Regions from separate parts of the Homo sapiens genome. Here region 2 is linked to region 1. Evidence: read pairs that join two places in POLR2A ChIA-PET (ENCODE). Cell type or tissue: MCF 10A. All regions are shown on one strand. Links, peaks and the distances in the headings refer to the core of each region. The heading gives the core; the rest is flanking DNA. Region 1 overlaps ETS1 (ETS proto-oncogene 1, transcription factor). Region 2 has its middle 160 kb from the start of LINC02098.

Region 1 (15,439 bases), core at 6,440-10,439:
GTAAGGTGCGTTGGCTTCTGCCTCACCAGAGGGCCTGAAGGTGGAAATAGAGTCCTGTGGATCAATCAACCAGTCGATCAATCAATTACGGAAGGAAGAAAGAAAATGTACAAAAGAGGAATTGCCCAAAAGGTTTTGTGACAGGGAGCTGCTCTGAGGGCCGTGGTTAATTTGGAGCTCTTTTTCTGCAATGCACTTAGCTAAGCCTCATGGCAGGACTACCCTCTATGCTGGTACCAACTAGAGATTCAGCTGACCCCCCAGGTACCCATGTCCCACTGGAACTGCACAGGAGGGACGGAGGCCAATGCCCAGAGCTGGCAATGACTGACAGCCTCCCTGGGGTCCCTCCCAAGGTGACATCCAGCATGAACTCAGGCTTATTTCCAGTGCCCTGTTCATTCAGTGCTCGTACGTCTGCAATACCCTTGATTTCACAATATTTTATTCTGTATAGTGAAAGAAATTAAGTGTCTAATAAATGGGATCCAATTTATACAACATTGAAGGCTTTCATGGCATAAATTCACAAGTCAAAAAACAGTCTTTTGTTGGACAGTTTCTGAACCCCTGTTTTCATTGAAACAACATAGGGACCATGTTTTAAGAGAATCACATTTGATTTAGGGAGAGTGAAAGAGTGGCAAGTTTTTTGTTTTTTGGGTTTTGTTTTTGTTTTTGTTTTTGTTTTTGTTTTTGTTTTGAGACAGAGTCTCACTCTGTTGCTCAGGCTGGAGTGCAGTGGCATGCTCTTGCCTCACTGCAACCTCTGCCTCCTGGGTTCAAGCGATTCTCCTGTCTCAGCCTCCTGCATAGCTGGAATTACAGGCGTCCAATACCACACCCGGCTAATTTTTTGTATTTTTAGTAGAGACGGGGTTTTATCATGTTGGCCAGGCTGGTCTCGAACTCCTGACCTCAGGTAATCCACCTGTCTCGGCCTCCTAAAGTGCTGGGATTACAGGTGTGAACCACCGCGGCCAGCCAAGAGTGAGGAGTTTTTAATACAGTTACTTCACCCTCAAATTACCAGGAATGTCCCTTAAGCCCAGAGTCTTATCATAGGAAATTCTGGCACTTGGGGATATGTAGTTAGCCTCTTGGGCATAGGTGCCTTCCCTGAGGTGGAGCACAGTGGGCCACTCCTGCCCGAGCATGTTGTTCTATCTCCCAAAGTCTGTGGCTCTGGGAGGAGGTGAGTGGGCAGTTCCTTTCCTCTGTACAGCCCAAGGTGTTTCCTAAAGCCCGCATGGCCAAAGGGGTCACTAGTCCCCCAGGAACTCCTCCGCACATCCTCCTTGCCGGTGAGACATCCCAGGCTGGGCCATGTTTAGTCAAAACTGAGAGCAGCCCAGCCCGCTCATTCCCGCCACTCTCAGCTGGGCCAGCACAGTGCTGTGAAGGGGAGAATGACGCATGAGAGGACAAAAGTACTGGGCTTGCAAGGGACTTCCAGGCTCACAGCGGGCTTGGGCTTGCAGAGGCAGCATAACAGGAAGGAGCACTTCCTCCCCATGGATGAAAGGGTCCCTGACACACAGCCCATAGAAGTACCTGGAAAGGTCATCCCTCCCACACAATGACCAGACAACTTCCCAAAGTGTTGCTTCTCCACCTCCCCACTGTGACACCACCTCATTCATTATGGCCTCCTGAAGGGCTGACCTTACGCATGGGGAAACCATGAGTCCTGCTTTTGAGAAACTGACGCTGAGGCAGAGAATGTGAATTCTGTGCAAAACCATGATTACCTGAGGCTGGCATGGATTTTAACCACTGTGGCTCCCATGGTTTCCAGGCATTCTTCCGCAGCAAATGACCAGATAACGTTAATGTGACCTCTAATTTACAAGCAAGGACTCCGAGACTTAGCTATCTTCAGGCGCAGAAAATACTGACATCCTATTTTCGAAGAGATTGTTTCTTGGCCAACTAATGCAGCATGCTAAGTAAGAGCCCCTCGGAGCAGGAACACAGTCTTACTTTCTTTTGTTAGATTTCCCTTTCTAAAGCAATAATTTACTAGTAACCAAGACCTGCTTAGAGCAGTCTGTACACACAGTCCCATTCTGCTTTCAAGTTTGATCTGTGGCTACTCTAGACCAGGTTTCTCAACGTCAGCACTATCAGAATTTGGGGATGGATAATTGTTTGTCATAGGAGGCTGTCTGGTGTACTAAAAGATGTTCAGTTACATCCCTGGCTTCTACTCTGATGCCAGGAGCACCTCCTAAATTTTAACAATGAGACACATCTCCAGGCATTGCCAAATATCCCTTTGGGGGACAAAAGCACCCCCTACTGAAAACCCCAATACTCTCATGGTTTTCTTTTCACTCTGAATTTACCATACATGGGACAGAGTTTCTTCTTTTTTTTTTTTTTTTTTTTTTTTGGTGTGTCAGACTAACTAAATCAGAGACTAGGGCACCAGGTAGGAGGACTTGGATTATTGGATTAAGCACCACGGGTTGAGCTCTGGACAGGGAGGCTCCAACAGAACCGAGAAGACTCTGGTTGCCTGGGGCTCTGACTTTCTTATCTAGGAAAGTTAATGAAGCTATGCTTACCCCTCCAGGGTATCTTAGATTGCAACTGAATGTGAGGTTTGTTTGCTGGTGTCTCTAGTGCCAATGTCCTAAGGTTATATTTTGTAGACAATTTACAGATTCTCTGTTTATCACAGCCCAGTCTAAAGTTAGAGGTTATGGTTTGAGTTGGTTTACTAAACTTGAGTTTATACCAATAAGTGTTATTTACTTCTTAATTTTTATTAGAGAAAGAGTATGTGAAAAAATTAAAGGGCTTCTTTGCTTGCTCTGGAAGGTTGCCTAAATCGTTTCAGGGACAGAGAAACTGAGGCCCAGAGAGAAGTTAGGAGTGAAAGTGCAAGAACAATAATTCAGCAGCTCTTTTGTACAACCTTCTGCTTTTACCCAAGCAACTTTGAACTTTTTAGTGAAAAGGATCTCACATGTTAATGTTTTTCAGATAAGGCTGTCATGGGTGGGAGTAAACGGATTATTTGGTTTGAAACCAATGGAAGCCATTCAAAATTTATTTAAAATATCCAGGGTGTTCAATTGCAGGGAGGTGTCTTTAGTTGAAATTATGCACTTAGAGTTATTTGGTTTGGGATTTTTTTATTCTCCCACAATTTTGAGATACCCTGCCTAGGATGACATTATATTATATCTGCAACTTTTATACTTATAATAGGCTTTTTATCTCAGTGTCTAAACTAAGTACATATTTGTGTGACATTTCTTTCTTTCTTTCTTTTTCTTTTCCTTTTTTTTTTTTTTTTAGATGGAGTCTTGCTCTGTCACCCAGGCTGGAGTGTGCAATGGCACAATTTCAGCTCACTGCAACCTCCACCTCCTGGGTTCAAGCGATTCTCATGCCACAGCCTCCTGAGTAGCTGGGATTACAAGGCATGTGCCACCACACCTGGCTAATTTTTTTTGTATTTTTAGCAGAGACTGGGTTTCATCATGTTGGCCAGGCTGGTCTCAAACTCCTGACCTCAACTGATCCGCCCGCCTCAGCCTCCCAAAGTGCCAGGATTACAGGTGTGAGCCACTGAGCCCAGCCATGGCATTTCATTCTTAGCCAAAATATTAATCTGTTTTAATTTGATTATAGTACCTGTAAATAGAATTAACATGGACTGGCTTTTAAATCTTATTTTTCAAGTCAATGACACATTTTGCTCTGAAATCACAATATCATTATTTATTTTAACAAATTTCTACAATATCGTCTTTAAGGAAATTTTAATGTCATTTGTGTTAACTTTAAATAATGACCTCTATGTGAGGAAAAGGAGGAGGAGCCCTTTTCTGGCAACTTCTTCAGCCCTCGATATGATCTTAAACTGCAAGTCCTTTGGCAATCGCTACTAAGCAAACTCGAGTGACTCCTTGCCTGGACTTGTCGTGTAGTGGAGTGTTGGGGAGTGGGCAGTTTAAACATATTTCTGATATATATTATCGTCTAAACCTTTTTCTGATTCTAATTTTTTGTAAAAGTAAACGGTGCTTACATGAACACAGAAGCCATTTTAAAAAGAAGAAAAATGTGGTAAAAACAGCTACTGAAGAGAGATGTCTCAATCATCCTTAAAATGTGTCTTTTCCCTTGAACAGAATAGCTACTGAGAGTTTTTGGTTTTTTTTAATGCTAAAAAAAGAACTTCAGGCTGGGCGCGGTGGCTCACGCTTGTAATCCCAGCACTTTGGGAGGCCGAGGCGGGCGGATCACGAGGTCAGGAGATCGAGACCACGGTGAAACCCTGTCTCTACTAAAAATATAAAAAATTAGCCAGGCGTGGTGGCGGGCGCCTGTAGTCCCAGCTACTCTGAGAGGCTGAGGCAGGAGAATGGCGTGAACCCGGGAGGCTGAGCTTGCAGGGAGCTAAGATCGCACCACAGCACTCCAGCCTGGGTGACAGAGCGAGACTCCGTCCAGCCTGGGCGACAGAGCGAGACTCCGTCCAGCCTGGGCGACAGAGCGAGACTCCGTCCAGCCTGGGCGACAGAGCAAGACTCCGTCAAAAAAAAAAAAAAAAAAAAAAAAAAAAAAAAAAAAAAAAAACTTCAAACAATTCAGGTCTTTTAATATACAATTACAGTGAGAGGTCACAGTTAACTGTGTCATACTTAACTTTAATCAGTGTTAAAAACTATACAGAATCTCTGGCAAGACAGTCAAAGACAAGTCAGAAATGCGTTCTTGTTTATTGGTGTTAATTCAGATCCATAAATGTACTGGGAAAAGTTAATAATAATAATAATATAATAAACTTATTTGCGACTGGGCTCAGTGCTTCACGCCTGTAATCCCAGCACTTTGGGAGGCAGAGGTGGATGGATCACCCGAGGTCAGGAGTTTGAGACCAGCCTGGCCAACATGGTGAAACTCTGTCTCTACTAAAAATACAAAAAATTAGTTGGGCGTGGTGGTGGGCACCTGTAATCCCAGCCACTCGGGAGGCTGAGGCAGGAGAATCGCTTGAACACGGGAGGCACAGGTTGCAGTGAGCAGAGATCAAACCACTGCACTCCAGCCTGGGCAACAGAGCGAGACCATCTCAAAGAAAGATCACTTGAGGTCATGAGTTCGAGACCAGCCTGGCCAACATGGTGAAACCCCTTCTCTACTAAAAATACAAAAATTAGCCAGGCGTGGTGGTGCAGGTCTGTAATCCCAGCTACTTGGGAGGCTAAGGCAGGAGAATTGCTTGAACCCAGAAGATAGAGGTTGGAGTGAGCCAAGATTGTGCCACTGCACTCCAGCCTGAGTGACAGAAAAAAAAAAAAGAAAAAGAAAAAAATAAATAAAATAAACTTATCTGTCCGTATTTCACTGTAAGAAAAAAAAAATTCAACATTTATGATGGCTATCTTTGAATAAAAACGTAACAGAATTTAGAAAGAATAATTAATGACACAGCTGCTGATATTAGTGTCTTTTAATACTGGAACTGATCAATATCAACATTATAAGATCCTCACGCAATACATTTTTGAGAAATTTGTCAAAGCATTTCTATTGATCAGCATATAGCTTGGGCAAGGATCTTCTCACCTATGGACAAAAAACTTCATCCAGTCCTATTTTAAAGTTTCTTTGTCCCCTCTTATTCTAGGATTTATGAAATTTTTCCATAAACTTATTGTCATATTCCATTTTCACTTTTAAAGTCTGTGATTAGAAAACTTGCATTATTGGCTTTTTATGTCTGAGGCCAAAAGTAAGTTCAATTATAATATGTATAGGAATAAGGTACCTCAATATGTAAAAAATCATCAAATGAACTGGGCAGTGAAAATCAACTGGCTTTAACTGTTCATCATATTTGAGTCATTTCTCTCAAACTCAAACATACTAAAACTTCTTCAGCAAATCCATCAGTATTTGGTTTTCTTTTATATGCTGATAAAATCATAGATAATCTTACAATTGACATCCTCCAAAAGATTCAAAGCTGATTCGAACCTTGGAGTTCAGGTTCCTGGCTTCTCTGTCTACTGGGGGTCAGGATACAGGAAGCACAAGGAGGAGGGGAGAAGATTGTGTGGGCAAAGGGGCAGGGAAGGGGCCACCACTCACCACCACTGCAGGACGAGGCGCTGAGTAAGGGACGGGGCTGCTCCCAGCAGAATCCACAAAGTAGCTCATTCTGCTCTCAGCACCTGTGTGAGAGAAGGCGTTGGCTGAGCCTCTGGATGCTCACAGGTTTGTGGATTAGAATACACAAGGAAGACACGAACCTTAGAACTAAAAGTCTCCTTAGGAGCCAACCAGTTCACTTCTTTGCATGGCAGGGAAAGCAATGGAAATTCAGAAAGATCAGTGACTAACCCCCAGCACCGGTAAGAGCAGACCTCAGACAGAACCAGTTCCCTGGTTGCAAGGTAACATGGATAACAGACCATGTCTACACACTGCAGACAGCAAGCAGTAAACCAGTGCACAAGAGGCACATTTTTGTAGGGTTTCTGAGCAGGAACCAGTTCTTGTGTGTCTCCCCCACCCACAACCAGGCCTGGCAGATAAGTAGGCATACAATACACAGTTGGGGTGTAAATTAATTGATAAAGGAATAAACATAGAAAGGATTGGAGAAAGGAAGGATGGAAAAAGCTCTCCTGAAGAGGTATGTCACCCAGTAACCCAAGAAACAGATAAACAGAGAGAAACCCTGCAAAAGGGATTGAGCATTATTGATCTTGAAAAAAGGAGAAGGGCTATTAAATAACTTGTTGAGAGCTATTTTCTACATTGGAAGTCTGAGTGTCTAGAATGCTTGAGCAATTTTCTGGCTGAAGGGATTTTCCAGTTAGCTACTGGTCATCATTACATATCGAACATCTCTGTTGACCTAAATACTTTCGAAAGTTCATTACACACTTTCATAAACTTAATACTATGCATTTAAAAAGTCGTTCTTGAATAATCTCGAAGATTAAATTCCTAGGCATACCAATCAGAGGCCAAATTCTTATTGTTAGGAAGTGACGCTTTAACTTCACTGCTTTCCAGTTTGTATTTGTCTGCCCTTTTCCTTAATTCTACATTTAAAGCAACTGATACATTTCAAGAAAAATCAAGTAATAAGAAATGTCTTATGTTCAATTTGCAGTTTGGTTCACCATCTTGATCCCTTTTTTCATATGAAATGTATTTAAATGTTTAAATGATATAGTTAAACAGGCTTGGCAATATAAAACTATACTGCCTAAGGGCTACAACAACAAAGCTACTAATATCATATGGTTAAGGGATGTAAGCTACAAACCTCCTGAAGTCATAACTTATCCTAGAACTATACTTTGTGTTTTTAACTAAAACTTTGCCTTTTTCTTATGTCTTTTCTTCCAGATGTAGAATGCAGTCAAAATAACATTAGTTTTAAAAAATTAACTAAGGGTCTGAATAGCTAGACTATGTTAATCAAGATTTTGTCCTTTAGTTTTTTAGGAAATTGATCTCCACTACAGCAAAACCACCCCAGGAAGAGCTCCTCATTGGTGAAGATGAATGGTAGGAAAAGCTCAAAGTACCCTAGGCCAGGGACATTGTTAACATCTGCGTCAGGGGTCACTACTCAGTGTTTGTTTCCAAGAACAGTGAGTACCTATGATGGGTCTGACTCTGTACCAGGCACTGAGCATGAAATAAGAGTAAGATGCATGTCACGTGGTTTAGATATGCCTGTCCTGACCATACACTGTGAGGATCATCTCACTGAGCTCCATGGCTCCTTTCCCACCAAAGTGTTCCTCGTTTTTACTCTTAGAATCAAGTTTTAAAGTCCTGATGAATCATCATCAAACCATATATCCCACTTCAAAGTTTTTGATCTACTTTGAGATCTTTGGTTGAGACATAAAAGTTAACAACATTGATTGTGTCATATGATAATGGCTTAACCACAATCAAATTCCCTAGGGAAATGTTGATCATCCCTCCAGGGTCCTGCAGGGCAACTAATACCTTCTAGAAATGAATACTTTTTGGAATTCCCCCCAGTGATGTGGGAATGCTGTTTCATGTAAACATTCAACCCTCTGATTTCCTCCAAAAAAAGCCCCAAGGATCTCCTGAGTCCTCACAGACCTCAGTTACAGTAGTCTCCCCTTACCCAAATAGGATTTGTTCCAAAACCCTCCAGTGGAGGCCTGAAACCTCAGATAGTACAGAACCCCATACATACTATGTGTTTTCCTATACATACACACCTATGATAAAGTTTAACTTATACATTAGACGCAGTAAGAGATTAACAACAATAACTAATACATGACTAGAACAATTATAACAATATACTGTGATAAAAGTTATTGAATGTGGTTTCTCTCTCTCTCTCTCTCTCAAAATATCTTACTGTACTGTACTCACCTATTTTCAGACCTTGGTTGACGGAGAGTAACTGAAACCTCGGAAGGCAAAACCACAGTTAAGGGAGTACGATTGTATTTATCCAACAATCATGTAATAGGCGTCCTTTGTTAGTGGCTTGTTTATTCATTTGGTAAATAATCACTATGCACCACTATGTGCCAGACACGGTCCTGGGCACTTGAAACACACCAGTAAACAAGGATTCCTGACCTCACGGCCCTTAGATTCTATCAGACTCAGGAAAAATCTGAGAAAGACAGGATCTCTATCTTCAGGCAGTGGAATCGACAGGCTCACACATAACTATAGCATAATGTGATAAGTAGTTGGCCAACAATATGGAAAAAGAAATAGGAAGCAGTCAGTTCTGCTGGGTGCAGGGAATAGGAAATTGTGAAAGATTGCATAGAGCAAGGTGTAACCACATGGCCCTATAAATCATCCCTAGAGTCCCACAAGTGGCAAAGGACCTTCACCTTTCAAATGCCTATTTTACTTACGTATTTCTAAGAGAAAGGACTTTTGGAATTGGCAGCCACATCCTGAAGCCCACCTCAAAGATACCAAGGGTTTCTGTCTGCTGGCCAGACAACACTCCCCCTCATAGCAACACTCCTGGAAAAGGGGTCAGTGGAAATATGTTTTCTCTTCTCATTGACAGAGTGAGAGAAGAAAGCTCTGGCCCAACATCTGGTGCACTCTGTGCTGGACTGTATTCTTGAAGCTATGACTGTATGAATGACACTTCCCTTGGGGAAAAGCCCTTTGCCCAGAGAGGAAACTGACAAGAGGGAGTTGCCAGGGCTCTCAAGGGCTCTCGTCTCAGGAAATAACTCTTGGACAGAAATGGATTGCTGCTTTATTATTTTTTTGGAGAAAGAAAAAAAGAACCCGCCCTTTTTCCACTTGTAGATTGTGACACAGAACAGCTGCTAGAGACGTAAACCTTCTCAGAAGAAGTAAATGAAGTGTTTAGGTAGTTTTTTTAGTAGCGTTTGTTTTTTCTTTTCTTTTTTGGCTTTTTGGCAAAAGAGAATTCCCTCCCACAAGACAACTGCTTGAACATCAGCTGCACCAACTTTTTTCTTAGCATTGCACACGTTTATTGCATAAATACAAGCAATTGTGGCATCTGAAGATTTACTCCCCAGCGAAGAAGCATCCATGAGACCTGTTTGGGTGCAAAAATGATTTGGACGCTGGGTAACAGAGGGTCTTGCAGAGCTGAGTTTATTTTTCTTGAAAAGGACCTGCGCCACCTGAGCCGCAGGATAAGTGGGTCAGAAAGGAGGCTGCCCTGCTCTGGACTGTGGCTTGCTGTGCCCCCCCATGCTCCCTCCCACCTCTCCAGCCCCCTCTCGCCGTGACCCCTGCACCCTCCACTGCAACATGGAACTCTGTTGTTTTCTTAGGCACGCGTTGCCAGGTCTCACTCCCCTGCCCTTCTCATGTTACCCCCTCTGCTAGGAATGCCCATCCACCCTCAAGATGAGTGAACCCTGCCTCCTCAGGGTTTTAGGCTCAGCTCAGAGGTTATTGCAGCCTGGAATCCTTCCTGAGCCACGCTTCACCCCAGCCAGGGTTAGCGGCTCCTTGTTTATGTTCCCAAAGTGTATTTCTATCACGGTGCTTATCACATTGTTTTATTACCATCTGCTTCTGTTTGTCTCTCCAGCTAAATTCTCATCTACTTGAAGGCAGGCACCATGCCTTTTTCATTTTTGTCTTCAGCACTTAAGACAGACCATGGGGCATAATGGAAACTCATTGTTTTTTTAAATCAGTGAATGAGTAAATGAATGAATTGGTCTCACAAGACTAAAAATGTAAGAGGTAGATCAGATGTGAATATATTTGTTCCTCAAAATAGAGAATCTGAATAGATTGCAGGTCTAGATAAAGAACCACTTGAAATAATCAGTTTGTTTCATGATCCATTTCTAAGGGAAAACCGTTTCCTTCTATTCACATAGCTATTTAATGCCCCCTCATCTAAGAAGGCTTTTCCCATCACCGCATATGAATAGCAGCGCCTTTCTCCGTACTCTGACACCTAGGTGTTTGTTCGTTGTCTTCTCCAAAGTCCACTCTGTTAGAATTTAAGCTCCCCAAGGGGGAGATTTAGTTCATTTATTCACTCCAGATCCCTGGATCCTAGGCCAGTATTGGAAAGTAGCTGGCACATAGATAACTGTTAAATACAATAGTGTAAGTTAGAAAACTTGTACACACTTTTTCAGTGTAAACCCCTCTTTTTACAAATGAGGAGAAAGACTAAGGCGATGCTGCTAATTGGCCAAGCTGAGACCAGACTCCTGGTCTTCAGCCTCCTCCTGTGCTTAGAGAAGATGCTTCTCTAGACCTTTGTTACCCAGCGTCCAAATCATTTTTGCACCCAAACAGGTCTCATGGATGCTGCTTAGCTGGGGAGTAAATCTTCAGATGCCACAGTTGCTTTGCATTTATGCAATAAACGTGTGCAATGCTAAGAAAAAAATTGGTGCAGCTGATGTTCAAGCAGTTGTCACGTGGGAGGGAATTCTCTTCTGCCAAAAAGCCAAAAAAAAAAAAAAGAGAGAGAGAGAGAAGATGCTTCTCTAAGCACCCTCATCACCCTGGATGGCGAGGACAGAAACAAGCATGAGATGGAGAAGACAAAAAAGTCAACACTTTGGCTTATGTGGGTGTCTCATGTCCAAAAAATCACTTTAAAACTATGGTTCTGCTTGATTCTAGAGAGTTCTATTCTTCATAGAGCGAGTGACCACTTCTCCAACTTCCCACCCTCCCCAAACTGGCAACCCGGCCAGGACCTGTAGGCTCTCACTTCCTTTCACCCAAAGCTTGCCAGGGCAGGGCAGGGCAGGTTGAGAGACACAGAATAAAGGAAAAATTAGGGAGGAGAGGGACTGTTCAGGCCAAGGCAGCAGAAGAACAAGAAATCCCAAAGAGACCAGGCTTGAATCAAGGCTGAATCCAGTTCACATCAACTCTGACCCTGCTTGGCTGTATTTCTAGATAACTTTGACATCAGTTAAGCCTTTTTCATTTGGGGTTATGTATTCCTAAAAGAAAAACTACGCTTTTAGGTAAATACCAAGTAAATTACACTTTAATTTTTTTCTTTTGAAAACAAAATTCTTTTGAAATCAGCAGTTTTTGCCAAACTAATACAATGTTACCGCAAAAATTAAAATACAAAAAAGTAACAGATGGATATTAGAATCACCTGAAACCTCACCATGTAGAGATAATTATACTAATAATTTGTTCAATATTCTTCTGGGTATTTTTTAATCTATCTAAACGAACATAGATGTCACACACACACACGTGATTACAATTTTACCTTCATGAGATTATTCTCCACATGTTCTTTTGTAACCTGCTTTGTTCACTGACATTTAACATAATGCTATGGACATTTTTCTCTGTTGATAAATGTGGCTGTCTATCCTAAAGATGATGACTGCCAAGTATTCTATTGTATGTATATATCATACTTTTAAAGAGCCTCTTATTATCGTATAATTAATTTGTCCCCAATTCTTTGTCATTATAAAAATTCCTAAAATATTTTACATTCCCACTAAATGCCGAAAAAGAGCATTTTGGGGACAAAGAAAATATGCATTCCATATTTGAATACATATTGACTAACTGCATTCTATAATAGACCAGCCAAAATTAGACTCCCACTGACAAAGGCATCATGTTTTAAATTTCAACTTGCCCTCTCGTCTTCATGTTAGCTTCATAGGCAATGAATTATGGTTAAAACATATCCTGGGTATGAAGATGGCACATGGGGAATTCAAAAGCACAATAAAGCTGTGGCAGAAAATGTAGATTTCTCCCCACCACCCCTCACCCCAGCCTTTCCTCTTTGAAAACAATGCAAAATTTGAATAGATTTCCAATGAGCATTTATCCTAATGTCAATAATTTAGGATTCCTATCAATTCAAACAAAAAGCATGTCCTTTTGGCTTGGAATACAGGAGACAAAGAATTTGGCTTCCAGGGCTGGGCTCGGTGGCTCACGCCTGTAATTCCAGCAATTTGAGAGGCCGAGGCAGGCGGACCACCCAAGGTCAGGAGTTCAAGAGCAGCCTGACAAACATAGTGAAATTCCATCTCTACTAAAAATACAAAATTAGCCAGGTGTGGTGGTACATGCCTGTAATCCCAGCTACTTGGGAGGCTGAGGCAGAAGAATCGCTTGAGCCTGGGAGGCAGAGGTTGCAGTGAGCCGAGATCTCGCCATTACACTCCCACCCGGCAACAAGAGCAAAACTCCATTGAAAAAAAAAAAAAAAAAAGAATTTGGTGTCCAAAACAACTAACCATGTAAAAAAAACTTGCTCCAAACAACAGCACTTTTGCCAAACTAAAGGCAACACCTGGGCTACCAAGGCAACATCTTTAATCTACAATGTATAGAGTTTTAATTTCTTTTTTCTGAATACTATAGAAATGTATTTTTGAAGACTCAGAGTATCTCCTCTTTCAGGAAGCTTTCCCCTCCCCCCTACCCTCTTTGGCAATTGCATGGACCTCCTTGATGCCCCTCCATGGGATTTACTGTAACGGTGTAACAAAGTTCATGACACTTCCTGTATCTATGCCTGTTTCTGCTCCTGAATGATGAGTAACTTGAGAGTAAGGATGGTGTCTTTTCAGATGACACATAGTAGCCATGCAACAAGTGTCTGTTTACTAAATGAGGGAAAGTACCTAAAGTACTTGAAACAGAGTTGGTGTGTACAATCCTTGTGCGTCCTGAGCTTATCCAAGAGAGTAAGTTATCGTTTGGACATTAAAAAAAAAAAAAAAAAAAAAAAAAATCCCTGTGATGAAGTGTGTCCTTGTGTGACCCTGAGGTTAGGCTTCTCAAGAGTTAACTACAAGCAAGATGGCACTTTTCTCTAAACTATAGGATGTACCAGATTGATGAGTTCATCTATACTCCTTCAGTGTGTTCTTTCTGATTCTCATGAGTAGCCCACGTGTATTTCCCAAATCATTTGAGTAGATGTCTTCCCTGACCTGTCACTGTAACAAAAGCTCCCAAATCCAATTCTCTAAGAACTCAGGTTTAAGATCCATCATATCTAGGAAAGCTGAACATTCCTTACTCCCCATGGAAACTTTGTGGTTACAACGCATAGAAAAGAAAAAGGATTAGAAGAACTGAAGATGGTTTTTCTGTCTCACTACTAAATCTACAAGAACCTCATTTGCTTGACTAAGTAATCCAACATTACAGTAGTAGTGAATATTCCTTCTTATTTTAAGTAGCCAGCACTGACAAATGAAGGCTGTGTTCCAAATTATGGGCTACTGTCTTCTGTGTCTTAAGCTAAGTGCATTTATTCTTTCACTAAGGTTACAGAGCAGCAACTCACAGTACAATTAACATCTCAGTCTTTGTTTCTTCACAACTTCACTATAATTATTCCGCCAACCCTTGCTTAAATGGAAATGAGTCATATCCATCTCCTATTTCTCTAAAAATAAACCCATCTCCTAATTAAGCATAACACTTTCAAGTCCTGTATGAATTGACATAGCTCAACGAATCCTTCTTAGAATATTAAAATGAACTCATGTCATTATAATTTTAAAGAGTATATTGTTTTACCCTTCCTTGAGGAGTAACTCGCTACTATCTCCTGAAAAAGAGAAAGACTAGAAGATGTTTTACTCTGGTATACCATAGCAGTTAAGAAATAAGGAATGCTTCATAGATTATTTTATGCATTTCCTTCTCAGTGGAAACAAATCCCTCACCATACAGTACTGAAATGGCATTGTCAACAATGGACAGAAAGGTCTTGCTTCTCCTAGGCATCAAGGAAATACATTAAAACCTGCCGACTCTTAGGTCTAGGAATCTAACTAAGAAAATGCCAATTCTAGTCTCTGAAACCTTTGAAATACTAACAATCTACACTTTCTAGTCAATCATACTTCTGTCAGAACATCTTCCTGAAGATCAAAGGTAATATTCAATACACTGCCTTACCATAAAAGTGGCCATAGCCTGTGTACAAATGCTATGCCTCAAATCCTGTATTTTACCATGAAATTCAACAAATGATCACACTTGGCCTTAGGATGTACTCCTGAGCCAGAAGCATGGTAAGTACTCATAAATAACTGAATAAATAAATAAGGATTGTGTTTTACTTCGAACCTCAAAACAAAAAAAGAATAAGCTGGAGGAATAATGTAGAGTACTCTTTGCTTTCCAAGAATGGTCGTAATAGAGGCCATGGAATAAGAGATTGTTTTCCAAGTCAAATGCAAAGAAGGGCCACGAGATTAAAAACGTCAACTCTAATCCAATGAATGCTGCCAATGAAACCTCTGAAGAGACTAGCATTTTAAAGAATTACATTACAGACTCTTAGCCTGTGAAGCATGTCAGACATAATCTAGAGTTTAGACTTGGCTCTGGCTCTAAAGGAATTCTCAACAAAACTGAGAGGCACCATAAATAGAAAGAGATATTACAAGAACAATGAGAGGGGACTGGATAGTTGCAATAATGCCCCTTTAAAATTGAACTAAAAGATACCAGCTGCCTTAGATCTCTCAAATCCAGCAAGCAACTTCTTGGACTATGTCTGATTGTGATTTTCATGGTGGAGTTTCATTTGTTTTATTACCCGAAATGTAAGGTTCCAATTTCTCAGTATAATGCTAAACAGCTTGCTAGCATTCTTATATAAAGAGGGATTGTGCAATTCCAGTGAATTTTGGAGTTGGAAAAAATTCATCAATCTTCTCATTTATTTCAATGAACTGAGTCCTAAGAGGTTACGTGTTTAGCAGTGATCAAGAACCCTGGAGTTACATACTATGGGTGAACGTAGAACTGCTTGCTGCGTGTATGGCCATGAGCAAATTTCTTAACCTCACAATCAGTTTCCTCAACTATAAAATGCAGGTAATAATATCAACACTTTCAGGATTATAGAGGAGGATCATACAAAACACAAATACTTAGCAGCATGCTGTATAAA
Region 2 (15,439 bases), core at 5,977-9,976, 210 kb before region 1:
TTCCACCCATTCTTCCCTTTGCCCAATAACCAGAGTGTTCTGGCAATTAGCTAGTTCAAAGCCCTCTCTCCTCATGGACGCGTGCTATCAGAGAACCCAAAAAAAAGCAGCTATCTTCAGCAGCAGGAATCCAAAAACATCTGGGTTGCATCCCGAGCTGTCAGTCTTGCTAACTTATTAATAACAGAGGGAGATGACCAAAAAACTGGATAAAAGGTTATCAGCTTCTCTTCTCTCCTCTCTCGCATCTTTCTGATGGCCTGATTGATGCCAGATTGCCTGGCACGGGACAGAAATGCTATTTTTAGTTGGCTCTGAATCTGAGGGGCTTTTATTTCTGCTTGTGAACCTTTATAAATATTTAAGAGAAAGAAAAAGCATGAATGGGGGAACATGTGGCTGCATGGATATCCATCAAAGCTGGCTGTGGAAATTATAGATATGTGTGTGTAGCTGGAGAGCTGTCTGGAATTATGGAGCTGCGTGTGCATGAATAAAAGAAAACTCTCAAAGCCTTGGAGACAACTTCAAAGCCAAGAGGAAATCAAGGCTCATAATGTGCACACCCTGGGCTCTTTATTCAACTGCTTCCCTGACCTCAGCCTCTGTTTTCCAGTCATAGTACAGGTGTGCTTACCTTCCCTCTCCTGAAAATGGGAAATGCTGGGTGGGAGAGGGGCTCCAAGATTTGGGTTCAAGCCTTGGGTCTTTCCATGACCACAGGCAAACAAGGTATTTCACCCACTAGGGCTCAGGATCCCATATAGAAAATGAAGTCAGCATGAAGCTCCACATCTAAATTTATACTTGTAAAAAATTATTCTTCATTCTTATGATCTTTATGCAAATTTATTCCTTCATTTCAGAAGAATCTGAAATGTCTTACCTTTTGTTTTCTCGCATGGCACATTAAAAAGTCAATTCGACAAGCATTTCCTGAGTGTCTGCTTCACTAAATACCCAGTGCTGGCCCAGTGTGAGAAAAGAAGTTCTGGGAGGATGGTGTTCTTTGGTAGACGAATGGGCAAGATCCTCTTCAGTTCCCCCGGCACAGCTTCAAAAGGCGGCAGCTCCTTTCAAGAGGGAAGAGCCTATCAACTCCTTTTTTTCAGGGAAAGGGCTCCCATGGATCCAAGTTTTCACCAAGATTTCACTCATTCTTATTTGTCTCACCAAAACTGTGAATGATATATTCTGAAGGGCCGGAAAGGGGAGGGCAACCACCTGTACACTCATGCAATGATTCTTTCAGTAGTATTTATTGAGCACCTACTACGTTAAGTACTGACAATCCTGCATCAGAGAAGGAACCACAATGCCTGCATTGTGGAATTTACAATCCAATTAGGAATTACAGGCATTGAAAAAATCATAACAAACTTGATAGACATGCATAGGATGTCACCGCATGGAAGCCCATAAGGGAGGTGGAATCATCCACTTCATAATGTTCCCTTTAACTGATCTCAGCATGTCCCTGTAGGAAGCCACAGACTATTCTTTAAAAGCCATCACAAGTATCTGAGAGCAGCCCAGGACATTCCTCCTGACTTGCCATCCTCTCCCTGCATCTACATCAATCCTCCTGTAGGTCCCCATGGCTCAGCTCTGTGGTTCCGGCCTCTGTTTTTATCCCTTCCTTGTTTATTATGTTTATGTATTCACTCCTTTGGAGTGGCAGTTCAAGCAGTCACCCCTCTTCAACTCAGGTGAGTGCTGGCAGGACCCCTAATCTGCCTCCTGACCATGCACACCAGGTACAGCTGAAGTAAAACCACCAGCCTCCCACCTTGACCTCCCAGCCCTCAGCCACCCATGGAAGAAGGCAGCATTGCAATGAAGGACAAACATAAACCACTTAGGCTCTGTGTCAAAGACTCTGCCCACGTGGTCAGAATGTCAGTCATCCCTGTGAGTGTGAAGCGCTGAGGGGACGAATGAAAGAAAGAGACTGAGTTTCTCAGCAGCACAGACAAATTAAAGCTGGGACTGTCTGCCCGCTGTGCACCTTGCCAGCTGCCTTTTCTTCCCTGCTCCCGCGTGAAGCCTCAATAAAGCAGGTCTGCTTGAGGGACCACCCTGCAGCTTACCTGTACTTTTATGACTTCCCCACACAGCTCTCATGCCCTTCCCACCCAGAAAATTCCTGCATTTCTGTCGAAATCTGGCATCTCCCTTGAAAATTATTCCCTGATCACCACCTACCACCAGAAGAGATCATTTCTGAGCAGCCTTTCTCCCATAAGACCTTGTACTTCTACTAACATGGAACCGCTCCTTCAACAGATATTTACTGAGCTCCACCTTGCAGGTCCTGTGATTGGTTTTTGGCAGTCTGTCTCTTCTCCATCAGGATGGACAGCCTGAAAGCAGAACCCATACCTTTTGTCTGAGAATAGTGCATACATAAGCCCTCTGCCTAGTAAGTATTAGGCATTCAGTAGGTGCCTGGTCAATTGATGATATACTATGACTTACTTTTTGAAGGAGCTGAGAGACATGAATTGGCAGAGAGAAGACCTGAATTGATATCAAGGGAATTAGACTCCATGAGCAAGATAGAACTAAATTTGATTAAATGGGTCTCTTTCAACATCGTAATGCCATTCCAGAGTGGAAGTCTCCACTTTAGGACAGCTAATCTCTGGTTTCTAAGTTTCCCTAAGGGATCGCAGACAGGAATATAATCTGTTCCACAGGCCCTGTCCTCTTTCCCCTTTTGGCCTCTGATTCTTAGCATTGCAGAAATATTACTCACAGAAATAAACTGACCTTTTGAAAAGTAACCGAAATCATGCATTCCAGCTGAGGACAATGAACTTGATGTTTAAAAAAGTATAAGCTTCTGTGCCAACATAATGAACTTGTTGGCTACTACTATGTTCTTTCAATTTTGGAATAAACATAAATGTGACCCTCAAACACTTGTTTTAATAAAATCATTTAGTGTGTGTGTTTTTTCTTCCTACCTTAGCCAAATGTTATTGAAAGTCCAGTGGGGTGGTTAAACCCTACCTTATCTCCTTAACAGTCACGAAGATCATAGAATTTTTGTTTCAGAACCATGACCACCCCCTGCCCAATGACTTGTGTAATCCAAGATAGATCTGAAGGTGATTGCACATGATACAGATTTAATTCTATGAACATAAGTGTAGAAGTGAAAACACAAAGCCCTTTGAGTTAGATTTATCCTTTCATCATTGATAGTAACAACCTTGGATATTCGCACAGTACCTGACAGTTTACTAAAATGTACTTATTGTTGTCATATTTAATCCTTCCAAAAAAGTAGGAAGGTGTTTTATTATTATTATCATTGCCTATATCTTATGGATGCAGAAACTCAAGTTTGGAAACATTACATGATTTGCCAAAGGCCAAATGTAAAACAGGTTTTAGAAACCTGCGAGGTGTGGAGGAAAGTGTACAGGCTCCAGCCAGACAAAACCTAGTTTGATTTTTGGTTCCTCCACTTATAGCTTTATGATCCTTGACCTAAACAGCGATTACAACAAAATGTATCTCATGCTCACTGTGCCCAGGTCAATGTTCTAAGCACTTAGCTTGTCTTATATTATTTAATCTTCATAAGAGCCTATGAAATAAGTTCCATCATTATTCCCACTGACAGCTGAAGAACCTGAGACACAAAGGGATGGGAAACTTGTCTGGAATCTTCTAACTGATCAGTGGAAAAAACAGAATTAGAACCCATGTAATTTGACATCAGAGCCCAGGCTCCTAAGCACTAGGAAACCCCGTCTCCCTAAGTCAGTTTGCTTCTCTCAGTCACAATATTCTCATTGGTAAAAGGGAGGTAAATGGTGCCTACCTTGCACAATTGTTATTAAAAGTAGAAATAATATCCATCAAGTACCTAGCAAAATTCTTAGTAGGGCACTCTCACCAAATTTTCAGATTTCTCTAACCCACGTGAGATTTTCCATGATATGCTAGGCCAGGATTTTTATTCTGAACCCATTTTGGAGTCCATAAATGAGCTTCAGAGACAATACAACCCTCCTGAAATGGCATCGGTAGGTCTATCTCTGTCTCTGTCTCTATCTCTTTCTAGCTGTGTGTGTTTGTGTGTGTATGTGTGTGTGTGCGCGCATGCATGCACTCATTTTTCTGGGGACACTGTCTCTAGCTTTCATCAGATTCACAAAAATGTCCATGTCTCCCAAAGAAACATTAGCACTACTGTTGGATAATCTTGAAATAAGTCATATACTCTCCAACTCTATTTTTTCATGTATAAAATCATTTAAATATTTTATCCAATCAACATCCTCAGCAGAAATGTGTTTGCCAATTCAACTTACTGTTAATCAAGTTTTAAGCTCATGTTATAAGAAGATCTATTTCGTTTCTTGGATGGGTATAATTGAGTTTGAAGATCTGAGGAAAGAAATGTTTCCTATATCTTGGCCTTCCTCCCTATCAGCTGGCTGTGTTTGGGGCTGAGAAGAAGTCTGCATCAGCACATGTGAGTGTGTGTGTTTACATGGGCCCCAGGGGAAGTGATGACTGTGAGGCAGGCTGTATGCCTGTCCTGAAATGTCTGCCCTCCTCTTATCAGAAACCAATGTGCGTGTTTATTCTATTCCCTCATTAATCTCCTCCCAGCAAACCACAGACTGCCACAAGCAGCTTGATGTCTCAGCACACTTGGCAGCCAGGCAGGTCACTAATGAGTCCTCAGCACCCTGGCCTTGTTTGTTGCTCCCCAGCCCACCAGGAACTGGACTCTGCTGGGCTGATGAGAAGTGGGCGGAAGGGAGTGTACTGGCCCCACAACCAAGGTGCGCACAGGGATGGACAGCCCCAGAGAGTCCCAATCCTCACACCGTCAAAGGACAGCAGACACAACTGATGCCAGTTTATATGAGGTTGACATGAAGTTCAAACCAGCCCACTGCTATTTTTAGTGGAGAGGTTGGCGGTGTGATTGCAGAGGGCCTTATTTAATAAATCACCTACTCCCGGGATTCGAGAATAAACAAACGCTATGAGCAGTGTGAAGCTGCCATCACCCCTCCTGCTCTGCATTTGCTTTCTCACCTTTGCTCGTCTTCTATTTCTGTTTTTCTGTTCCCACTTCTGTACTTCCTTCAGCTGGCTCTTTGAGAAACACAGCTGAGCTTAATGCATTCATTAAGTGGAACTAAATATTCCCGAAAAAAATTGAGTTATGACAACTTTTTGAATAAATATTTCATGGTCCTTAAAAGATTCTAGGGATGTCTCTATAAACCACCTTCCAAACCCTCTTGCTTAAAGGGCTCTTGCCTCATTAGGGCACTGGCATTTCAATGTTGTATGCATTTTAACATTTAAATTAAAATTGTTCTAATTTAATAGCTTCATTCACCACAGCCTCTTATGTTATTATAATCACCTGTAAGTTATGCAATGGTGATAAATGGCATAAAGCTTTAAAGGTTTCAGATAATCATACCTATTTTATTCTCTCTCTCTCTCTCTCTCACCTCCTGAGCTCAAGCAATCCTCCCTCCTCAGCCTCCTAAGTATCTGGGACTACAAGCATGTGCCACCCTACCTAGCTAATTTTTTAAATGTTTTTGTAGAGATGGGGTCTCATTATGTTTCCCAAGCTCATCTCAAACTCCTGGGCTCAAGCAGTCCTCTCCCCTGGGCCTCCCAAAGTCCTGGGATTACAGGTATGAGTTACTGTTCCCAGCTCCTATTTTCTAATCTCCTCCCACACATTCCCCAATCTTTCATAATCTAGGTTCTGCTCCCATCACTGATGGAAACTGCTTACTTAAAAGTGACCTGAGAGCTTCCAAATGCCTCTCCCCTCTCACACCTCTTCCTGCTCACCTGCGGACCCCCATCAGAGGGACCACTTCTACCATGTGACAGCACCCCCCTTACTTTCTGTCACCCAGCCCAGCACTGGTTGCCTTCCACTTATTTAGACTTTTCTATCAGCCCATGTTGCCGAGACTTTCATCTGAATCTTCCCCTTATGTGCAATCCTTATGTTCAGCTTTGGTTTATTCACTTACCTAATAGTGTTATTATTAAGTGCCCATGAATGCCAAAGCCACTTCCAACAACATATCAAACTGATTATCTGAAAACCTTCCAATTACAAAATACCTAGAAAACTCAGTAATTATATAAGAAGTAGTTTAAATAAGGGGGAAAAAACACAACAAGAAACATGAAAGTAGGAGGAAAATTTTTTAAAAGATAGTATGCAGGGTATCAAACAATCCCATCTTTTCTCAAGCAAAATCCAAACCCATATTTTTGACCACCTACTATACAGTCTCTTTTGACTACGCTATAAAAGGCTTAAGCTCAAAGTGGTGAGAAATGAGCTAAATATCTTTCTTCAAAATGTTTCTTCACATTTGTTCCCAGGCTAAGTACACAGAAACATAAATCTTCTGTTCATACATTCCCAGAATTTCTAAGTCATCTTTTACCTACCCTCTCTTTGGTCCTGCTGTAACCTGGAATCCAGTGTACCTGGGAAGAGTCCTGGTACCTATGAGTCTATCTGGTTACTTCCTATTCATTTTCTCCATTTCCTAAGTCCCCGTGGCTAGACTTCCTTACCTTGTGCATTCTCTAAATCCTCTCCTGAGACCAAAATCCTTCTCTAAGAAGCTGGTGTCCTGACACTGTCTAGTTTTTACCAAACCCTTCCGTGAGATCTTCTGTGCCATAACAGCATTACCTCAATGACATTACTGTTATTTGGGGCATCACACTTGACTAAATATATCCTCTGTCACACTGAACCTATAGCCAGATTCCTAGCTTACAGCCCTTAGCTTAAATATTGATCCTGGCAAATTTAGCAACTTGAAAGTCTGCTGTCAACATGCCCTTTGCTCTGTCCTGGAGGAGAATATTTCTTTCATATAGGGATACACCTTGAACCTGAACTAGACAATTACTGGGATGCTGGTATTTCAGGACATATATCTGGGTGCGTAACTGGTGTATTTGAACTTTGCCTACCAGAAGTTTATTTGCATGAGGATCTCATGAGCATCTTGGGAGAAAACACTTCTCAAGAGAAGAAAGAGTTAGGCAGGCCAAGAAATAAAGTCTCAGTCACTGAAAAGAAGGAATAACTCTGAGTTTGATGTGGTATTAGTACATTGGATATCCCTCCAAGTCCAGCAAACCATGGAGTCCTCTATGTGAGCTTTACAAAAATGGTGAGTCGGCTATAAGGCCTGAAATGGAGAAGCATTAATTAGAGGCTATTGGTGCTGTGATAATTACCAGACTGAATTCCTGGCTGCCACTTGTGCATGCAAGAGTGAAAAGGCAGCTCAGGCCTGGGGCCAGTGAGAGGATTAACTGGGGGAAAAGCCACTCATTCTCACAACAATCCAATGCCCCAGAGCCCATGGGATGAAAACTGTGACTTAAAATTCAGCATAGAACACAGAATAAAAAAGATCAGAAGGGCATGAGATGAAGGAAGAACCGGGAAGAAGCAACAGGCACAAGAGTAGTTTCAGGACATAGAATTGGTACAAGTATCTCAGCTCCAAGGAGCTCACACCTCCTCTCTTTTCACCCAGTAGATTTACATTTCACTACGACTTGCCAGCATCACAGTCTCATGCTCCTCTCCATTTCTGCAGCAAGGTAGCTTATGAGCAAGAAGCTGTGGCAGCAAGTGCTGGGGCAGAAGGTCGTGCTGTGACAAACTAGTTTAACCACCCCCTCCCCATACACCCCCAACCACTTTCAACATAGCCTGGTTCAGCCACTGAGGCTTGCTTAATTATAATTAACTCTCCTCATCTGCCTTACATGTCTTCCTTTTCCCCTTTCCTTTATCTTTATTTTTAAGCCATGGTCAAATGCTTGTTTTTCAAAGTCTCTCTCCCTCCTACATGTTAAACAAGGTTAAACAAGAGGCAGGATGTGAAGTGCGCATTCTCATATCTCCTAAGATGACTCTTGAAAAATCAAGTATGACTCTTGAAAAATCAATATTGCCATGAAAACTGTCAGGATTCCCTGCTCCAAATAATGAATAAATGAAATGACTGGTCTAAAGATCAGCAACAAATTGGAGACAGAACAGAGGTGACTCTAAATATGTAATTTATCCCCTTAAACAAAAGGAAATTGATCTCTTATTGAATTATATCCACTTGATACTGACAAAGTAACTTACTGTGTATTTAACATAGTAGAAATGCTAGATCAATAACAGATGGAGTCATATTGTGGCTTCTGGTCATAACTCCAGAGCATGAATGGACCCATATGTTTCTAAGCACCCTGGACAGTTCCTTTGCTCTCATCAGCTCTACCACTTGCATCTTCTCATTGGGATAACTGCGTCATATTATCGCTACATGGGTTTTAAAATCCTGTGTCAGAAATCGTATTAACTGTCATTGGGCTCAAACTCCTTTATTGAGAGGTGAAGAAATTAGGACCCAGAGGGGTATTACATTGTTCAAGGTCACTATCTAGTGCAGGAAAAAAATTTCAAGTCTCCTAAGTCTGATTCTGAAAGTCCTTTCTACAACATACCGAGGTTTCCTAGCTTCCTCCTAATAATTATTTTTTAAAATAAGAGAAGCCAAGAAGCTTATCAGACTTTCAAGATATTTATTTGCCAGAGTTAACTTTCTCTCCTCTCTCACCCTTCGTAATCAGAAACCGTGATCCAGAAGGAACATGTATCATTCTTTCCATGTTTTCCATGCCTAGATGAGGTTTAAACTCTATCTTATCTACTTATATATTTGCGTTTTTTAATATTTCTGTAGATAGTTGGGACATAAAGATGTCAGAAAACCAGTATTTCCAAGTAACGTGCCTCACATACAGGAAATGGGAGCTTACATTCCCTTTAAGACATTATCATAGATGTACAAAAATATGATTGATTCAAAGTATTCTTAACATAATAATACATCTTTGAACGGTAATTGTGCCTTGATTTCCAGCACATATTTCTATCAATAACTTCATTTTAAAATCACTAGGGCCTTCTGTTGTTGTTGCTTCTGAAAGCTGATACTAGAAGTGATGTACTCCAAGAAGCCCCTTTGAAAACTTTGTTATGTAATATTACTTACAACAATCCATCCTTTCCTTTCTGCATTACCACTGTATTGCCGATTTTCCTTCTGCGTCAGTTTTTGTTTATAAACATTAACGCATCACATTTTAGGCTCTGCTAAGGTGAAATGCTGTCAAAATAAATATACTTTTTCAAAACTCATTTCCATTTCCTCTCTTCCCCAATTTCCTATTGCAATAAAGCTCTTCTTCTTTTTTGTTAATGTCCTTGATTTTGACATTGTTTTTCCTAACAGGCTTCGAAAATACCATCTTTACCAATGTGATTATTCTAGAACACATCTATTCTCAATTCTTATATTCTTACATATCTTTTTCCTAGCCCTGCCTTTCATCCTTTTTGGCCAACTAAAGAAGTCCTCCCACCACCCAACTTTTCACGTCATCTGTAACACTAAAACTATTTCAAGTTTTAACCGCTGCTAGAAAGAGGATTTTAACAACCCATGATTTGCCACAGCCATACATTTTATTTGTATACCATCCTGTCCTTTATCTAGAACTAGACTGTCTATCATTTCTTCCTTCAATATGGTGTGGTCATATTGCCAACAATACACATTTTGAGCATCAACCTTACTTAAGGACACAAAAGCTATGAAACATGTTGTATACCACTGAAAGCTACAGGCAGTATGTGATTCAGATGATGGATGCTCCATAATGGATAAAAGGTTCAGAGAAATTCTTCCGGGTCAGATCAAGCTGGAAATGGCAGTGAAGAAAGGGGAGAACATAGCCCATTGGAAAGGAAGAGGAAAATTGTTCCACAGGTTATGCCTTGATTTAATAATTGGTTGTATAATATTGGTAGATATGTAAACATAATTCAATTAAAAAAGACTTCCAAAAAATCTTTCTAAAAGACAAAAATATCATCTATTTATATGCACTGAAGCAAAAATTAAAAAACTTCTTTATATTAGCCGGAGGCGGTGGTGCATGTTGTGAGCCCAGCTACTCAGGAGGCTTAGGCTGGAGAATCATTTGAGCCCAGGAGTTCAAGGCCAGCCTGAGCAATAGTAAGACCCTCATCTCAAAAAATAAATTAATTAAAATAAAGATAGAGATAACTTTATATTAATTTTCTGAATATTAAAAACATAAGCAAAGTAATATATACTTGGCATATATTTATATACTTTAATCAGTTTATTAGTCATAGCTGCCTCTAAAACTGTGTCAGGAGTATTTTTTTGAAGAATATATATTTTATTAAGTTAGTACTGTTATTTTTCAGTTTTTCCTTAAAGTTTTCTACAATCTGCTTAAAAGCTGAATTTTCATTTCATCAACTTGTAATTACTGGCATTATCAATTCTTCTTTTAGCCCATTTTACTTTTTATTGAGAAAACACTGTAAGTGCTTAGGGGAATTAAGAACAAATTCTGCTAAAGAGGGGATATTCTTAATTCTAATTTTTTTACAAGGAAATATGTAAGCATTTCAGCTCAAAGATTCTTAAAGTTTCTGCTTTTGGATTCCAACCAAATTATTTTATTTTATTTTATTTTACTTTTTTACAAGATCTGGCTCTATCACCCAGGCTGGAGTGAAGGAGTGCAATCTAGTCTCAATGCAACCTCTGCCTCCCAGGCTGAAACCACCCTCTCGCCTCAGCTTCCCGAGTAGCTAGGATGACAGGCACGCACCACCACCCCCGGATAATTTTTGTTTTTGTTTTTGTTCTCACTTTCGTTTTCGTTTTGGTAGAGACGAGGGTTTTGCCATGTTACCCAGGCTGGTCTCGTAAGCTCAAGCGATCAGCCTGTCTCGGCCTCCCAAAGTGCTGGGACTACAGGTGGGAGCCAATGCACCCAGCCCAAATTACTTTATTTGACAAATGTTTTATAGGCTCAAACCTTTCAAATAACATATCTCTATTTATAATTTTTCAATGTCTCACAGAATGTAAATGCTGTAAAATTATAAGTCATCTCAACTTAATTCCATTCTTTTAGAGAATATAAGTGCATCTAATTAAAAATAAAAGTTCCATTTAAAAAATCTTCCCCCAAATAGGTATATTTCAAATTTCCATTGAATTTCAGAATTAGAGCTTCTATTTGAGCTCTCAGTCTCATTTGACCAGGTAAGCCCCTGCATTTGTATTCAAAGTCAGTTCCTCTTCTGTATTTTTTATTTTCAAGATATTTCTGCTTGCAAATTTTGTTTTTAGTAATTGCAGTTTTCTAAAATCTTCAAAAGGTAAAGTTTTGTTGTATGCAAATCATTTAAAGTTATGGTAAAATTTAAAAACTTAGCCAGGCATGGTGTCATATACCTGTAGTCCCAGATGCTCAGGAGGCTGAGTCAGGAAGACTGCTTGAGTCCAGGAGTTCAAGGCTGCAGTGAACTTTGATTAAACCAACACACTCCAACCTGGGCCACAAAAGTAGACCCTCTCTCAAAAAAAAAATTTTTTTAATTAAAGAAAGATTCCCAAATGACTTGGACCAAAACACAATTAAATTTCAGAGAACTTATTTATAAAAAACCATGTAATAACTTTATAAGACATTCAGGTCAATTAATATAAAATTTAAACATTTGTAAAATTGATGGCAGGTAGAAAAGGACATCTTTTTATTTATATTTTTTTATATTTAAAATTTATAACAAAAAATTTAAATTTACCTATTAGCTCTAATGCTCTAAGGCATTCATTATATGTATCAAAAACTTTTCTTGTGCACATGAGAATAGTATTCCTTATATACCATCTTGGCAGAATTGAGAAAATATCTCTCAAATAACATTTTTGTCTTCTGTCATTCAGATAAGAAACTTGGTAGAATATACTAATATAAAATTGGCAACATGTAACTGCTAGTGAATATTTTATTCTCTACATGGGGCCAACACAATAGTTGCTATTACTTTGGTTTTTGTATTATGCCTGCAGAAAAACTTGGAATTAAAAACAAAAAGAAATTAAATTGGAAGAACAGCCATTTAAAACCATACATGAAAAGTCAAGCTTCAAGCATTATACGTAAAAAGCACCTTCTAGAACTACAGATACTAAATTATTGTCTTCAGGTACCATCTTCTTAAAATAACTACTAATTTTCTAGGAGATGCTGATGCCACTTCAGCAGATTTGTGTGTTCTTGTTTCTATGTGGTCAGTGAGAGCACCACAGCCTCCGGGGTAGATGGTGCCCCTGGACAAATACTTGGTGCAAGTTACAGAGTCATCACCAACTTTCTTGAGAATGAAAACTTAGTACTTAAACTGTTATTAAACAGGCATTTTGATTATTTTTTAACTTATTTCTGTCAAAAGGGTTTATTGCAAAAATAAAAAAGTATTACAAAGCAATGAAATAGTGGCTATAGATCTATACCATACAATAAGTAGCAAAAATACCATAGCAAAATCATGCACACGACTCACTCCATTCTCTATACGCTGTAGAGTGTACAGGACTGCTTGGCTTCTATATCATGTCCGTCTAATAGAATTTCCCACCCTTGCGGTCGATCCTGCTGACTGGAAGCCTGACAGCCTCACACGTCTCTCAGGCCATGTCACAACTGGCTAGTGAAGCAAGGGTCCATGAGCACAGCAACTTCCAGAGCTTCTCCCAGCTCCACTCACGGCCAGAAAGAATTAGCTACCCCACACTGCTCGTATCTAAACACGCTTTATTATATCATTGAGCATCTGGCATTCCTCCCTTGAAATGGAAGCATTAATTAGCTGTATCCAGAAAGAGGGCCTTAACTACATGTCAAGCTGAGACCTCCTTTCACTATGTGTGAGTCTCATATAGACTAGAAGAGCTCACAGCAGAACCCTTGGGTACAAAGTGGAGGTCTCCCAAACTCAACCCAACAATGTGGTCCTATCAGTTTAGTGCAACCATTAATACTAATGCTTTGTTAGAGAATAAAAAATCCAGAGCTAATGCTAAACTAGCTAGGATGCCGAGCAAAAGGCAAAACCTGGAGACTGTTGAAACTGAGACATATATCACTCCTACTGTATTAGTCCATTTTCACATTGCTGATAAAGACACTCTCGAGACTGGGTAATTTATAAAGAAAAAGAAGTTTAATGGACTTACAGTTCCATGTGGCTGGGGAGGCCTCACAATCATGGCAGGAGGTGAAAGTCACATCTTACATGGTACCAGACAAGAGAGAATGAGAACCACGCAAAAAAAGCAATCCCTTATAAAAACCATGGATCTCATGTGACTTATTCACTACCACAAGAACAGTATGGGGGAAACCACTCCCATGATTCAATTACCTCCCACTGGGTACCTCCCACAACACATGGGAATTATGGGAGCTACAATTCAAGATGAGGTTTGGGTGGGGACACAGAAAAACCATATCACCTACCATAAGCAAACCACAAAAATACATTTTAAACAAAAATTTTCTTAAAATATTTAAATTTCTACATTATAATGTTCAGTAAAGATCATGGTTTTTCTACATAGTTTCTCTACTTTAAAAAATGTCTCTGCTCAGATGAGACTTTGTGTATTCCAGATGGCTTTACAAAACATTAGGTTAAACCGAATGAAGTTGCCCTCTTTGTCATTCAGAAACAGTTGAGTATCACCAAGTTTGTACTGATAATCCTAATATTTAAAACAACCTATAGTTCAGAAGATATGTTGTTGAAACTGAAGAGTAAAAAGAGTTTCGGAGAAACAATAAGAGGACAACATTAAGAAAATATGCACATCCCGAAGAGAATTAGAATGTGGAACATCAAGAGTCATAAAAGTTATACAAAGGTCTTTGCTTTAATTATGTTCCTAAAAATTTATAAAATGTGTTTTGAGCAATGCTTACCCTGAAATATTCTTAAGGGGGTATGAGTTCAAAAACAAAAAAGAAACCAGAGGTTCATAGAGGATACCAGTAATTTGTCTGGCACTTTGCAAAGTGAGAAAGAGAATTGAAAACTGAATGGGACTGATTAGACAAGAAAAGAAAGAAAAGCAAGAACAGATTCTCGGGGAAGAGTGGGCCTTGCCCTGAGGTGTACCAGTCACGCACTTAAAACCCTTTAACATCAAAACCCTGTTTAGCACATGCTAACGCCCAGCTGGAGACAATTTTCAATTCTCCCCTTAATTTTTCTCAGCTGCTGAACTTGTAAGACCCCCCCCCACCCCAACTACATAACGCTCATGTCATGGTTGAAGCTGTCTCACTCTATGCCATAGCATGGGATTTACTGCACTGGTGAGTTACGAGGGAAACTGTCTTATTTTAATTTGGGATGAAAGGGTAGCATGGGGGATTGGGGGACAACTGTACTGGTCTTAGACCTATGATCCACCACAGCTTTGTTACAAACTAGTTGTGTCAACAGACAGTCACTGCTTTTTTCTAGATTCCACAGATAAAGGGGGAGCTTGAACCATTAAACTCCTAGGTGATCTAGAAGTTTTCCTTAAATTAGAATATTTTCCTTAATTTAGAATAATGCAAAATTAGCTGACTGCTACTGTTTCAATATTTGTGTTCTTAGGTGGCTCCCAGAGAAGGGAAAAAAAGAGTGAAGTCCCAGGAATCTTTAATTAACATGGAAAAAGTTACAAGATCAACAGAGACAGAGCAGGGCAAAGTAGAGGTTGGGGGAAGTGGGAATGAATATGTATACTTTCAAACTATTTCTTACCAAACCTGCCTCTGGGAGCCGTGCAAAAGGAACATCATTTAAAGAGTTTATTTTTGCTTCTTGCTGAGATCTGTGTGACTGAAATTCAGCCTTGTTTTTTTTTTATCCTCCTGCTGTTTTTCTGTTAGTTCAGAACTGAGCATTTGAGAGATATTTTGACTCTGAAAAAAAAAATAAACTGCAGGGTAAAGTTCTATGTCTGGACATTTTTCTTATAAAATTTCTGGGGGGTTACATATTTGAGAGACTTCAAAGCATATGTTGTTAATCACTCTTTTGGCATTTCATTAACATTTACAATTCTGACATATTAAATCTAAATGAAATCCTTATTGGAGACATTTAATATATAGTTCAATATGCTATGAGTAGAATAAAATGTCCAAAAGGAGAGAGGAAATGAATTTCCATGTGTGTCTTTCAGGGTAGCATTTTTTTCTTGAAGGATATCCTCCAGAAACTAGAGGATGCCATCGTTAGCTGTTTGCTACCACACCGATAATTCACCTGGTAGTGAATAAAGCTGTTTTAATTACAGATCCTACATGGACCGTAAAATGATAGTCCAATTTTCATTTTTTAGACAGGGAGACTGAAACATTAAGGATATGGGATTCACCAAAGGTCACATGGTGCTTAGTGACATAGTCACGCCTTCCAGCTCTGGCTCTCATATGTATC

What was found. Peaks named below come from ENCODE experiments on the same cell type or tissue, not always from the same donor. Only the 100,000 strongest peaks of a DNase experiment are listed, where the experiment ranks them.
Region 2: POLR2A ChIA-PET joins it to region 1 with 5 read pairs; 2 of 35 experiments call an interaction of 5 or more read pairs at or near these places.

Annotation. Positions count from the first base shown.
Region 1 is chr11:128,566,948-128,582,386 of GRCh38, forward strand. It overlaps ETS1 (ETS proto-oncogene 1, transcription factor), which reads right to left. Exons shown (of 10, transcript NM_001143820.2): 2 at 6,115-6,197. The coding sequence starts at 6,183. The region is part of intron 2 of LOC105369565 (a long non-coding RNA gene); the gene reads left to right. Among named protein-coding and RNA genes, the nearest start is that of ETS1, 13 kb to the right of the region's middle. RefSeq lists an enhancer at 9,246-9,746. In MCF 10A, for the core only: no CTCF peak of the experiment used is centred there; no DNase peak of the experiment used is centred there.
Region 2 is chr11:128,357,008-128,372,446 of GRCh38, forward strand. No RefSeq gene overlaps it. Among named protein-coding and RNA genes, the nearest start is that of LINC02098, 160 kb to the left of the region's middle. RefSeq lists an enhancer at 10,717-10,806. In MCF 10A, for the core only: no CTCF peak of the experiment used is centred there; a DNase peak (open chromatin) is centred at 8,304.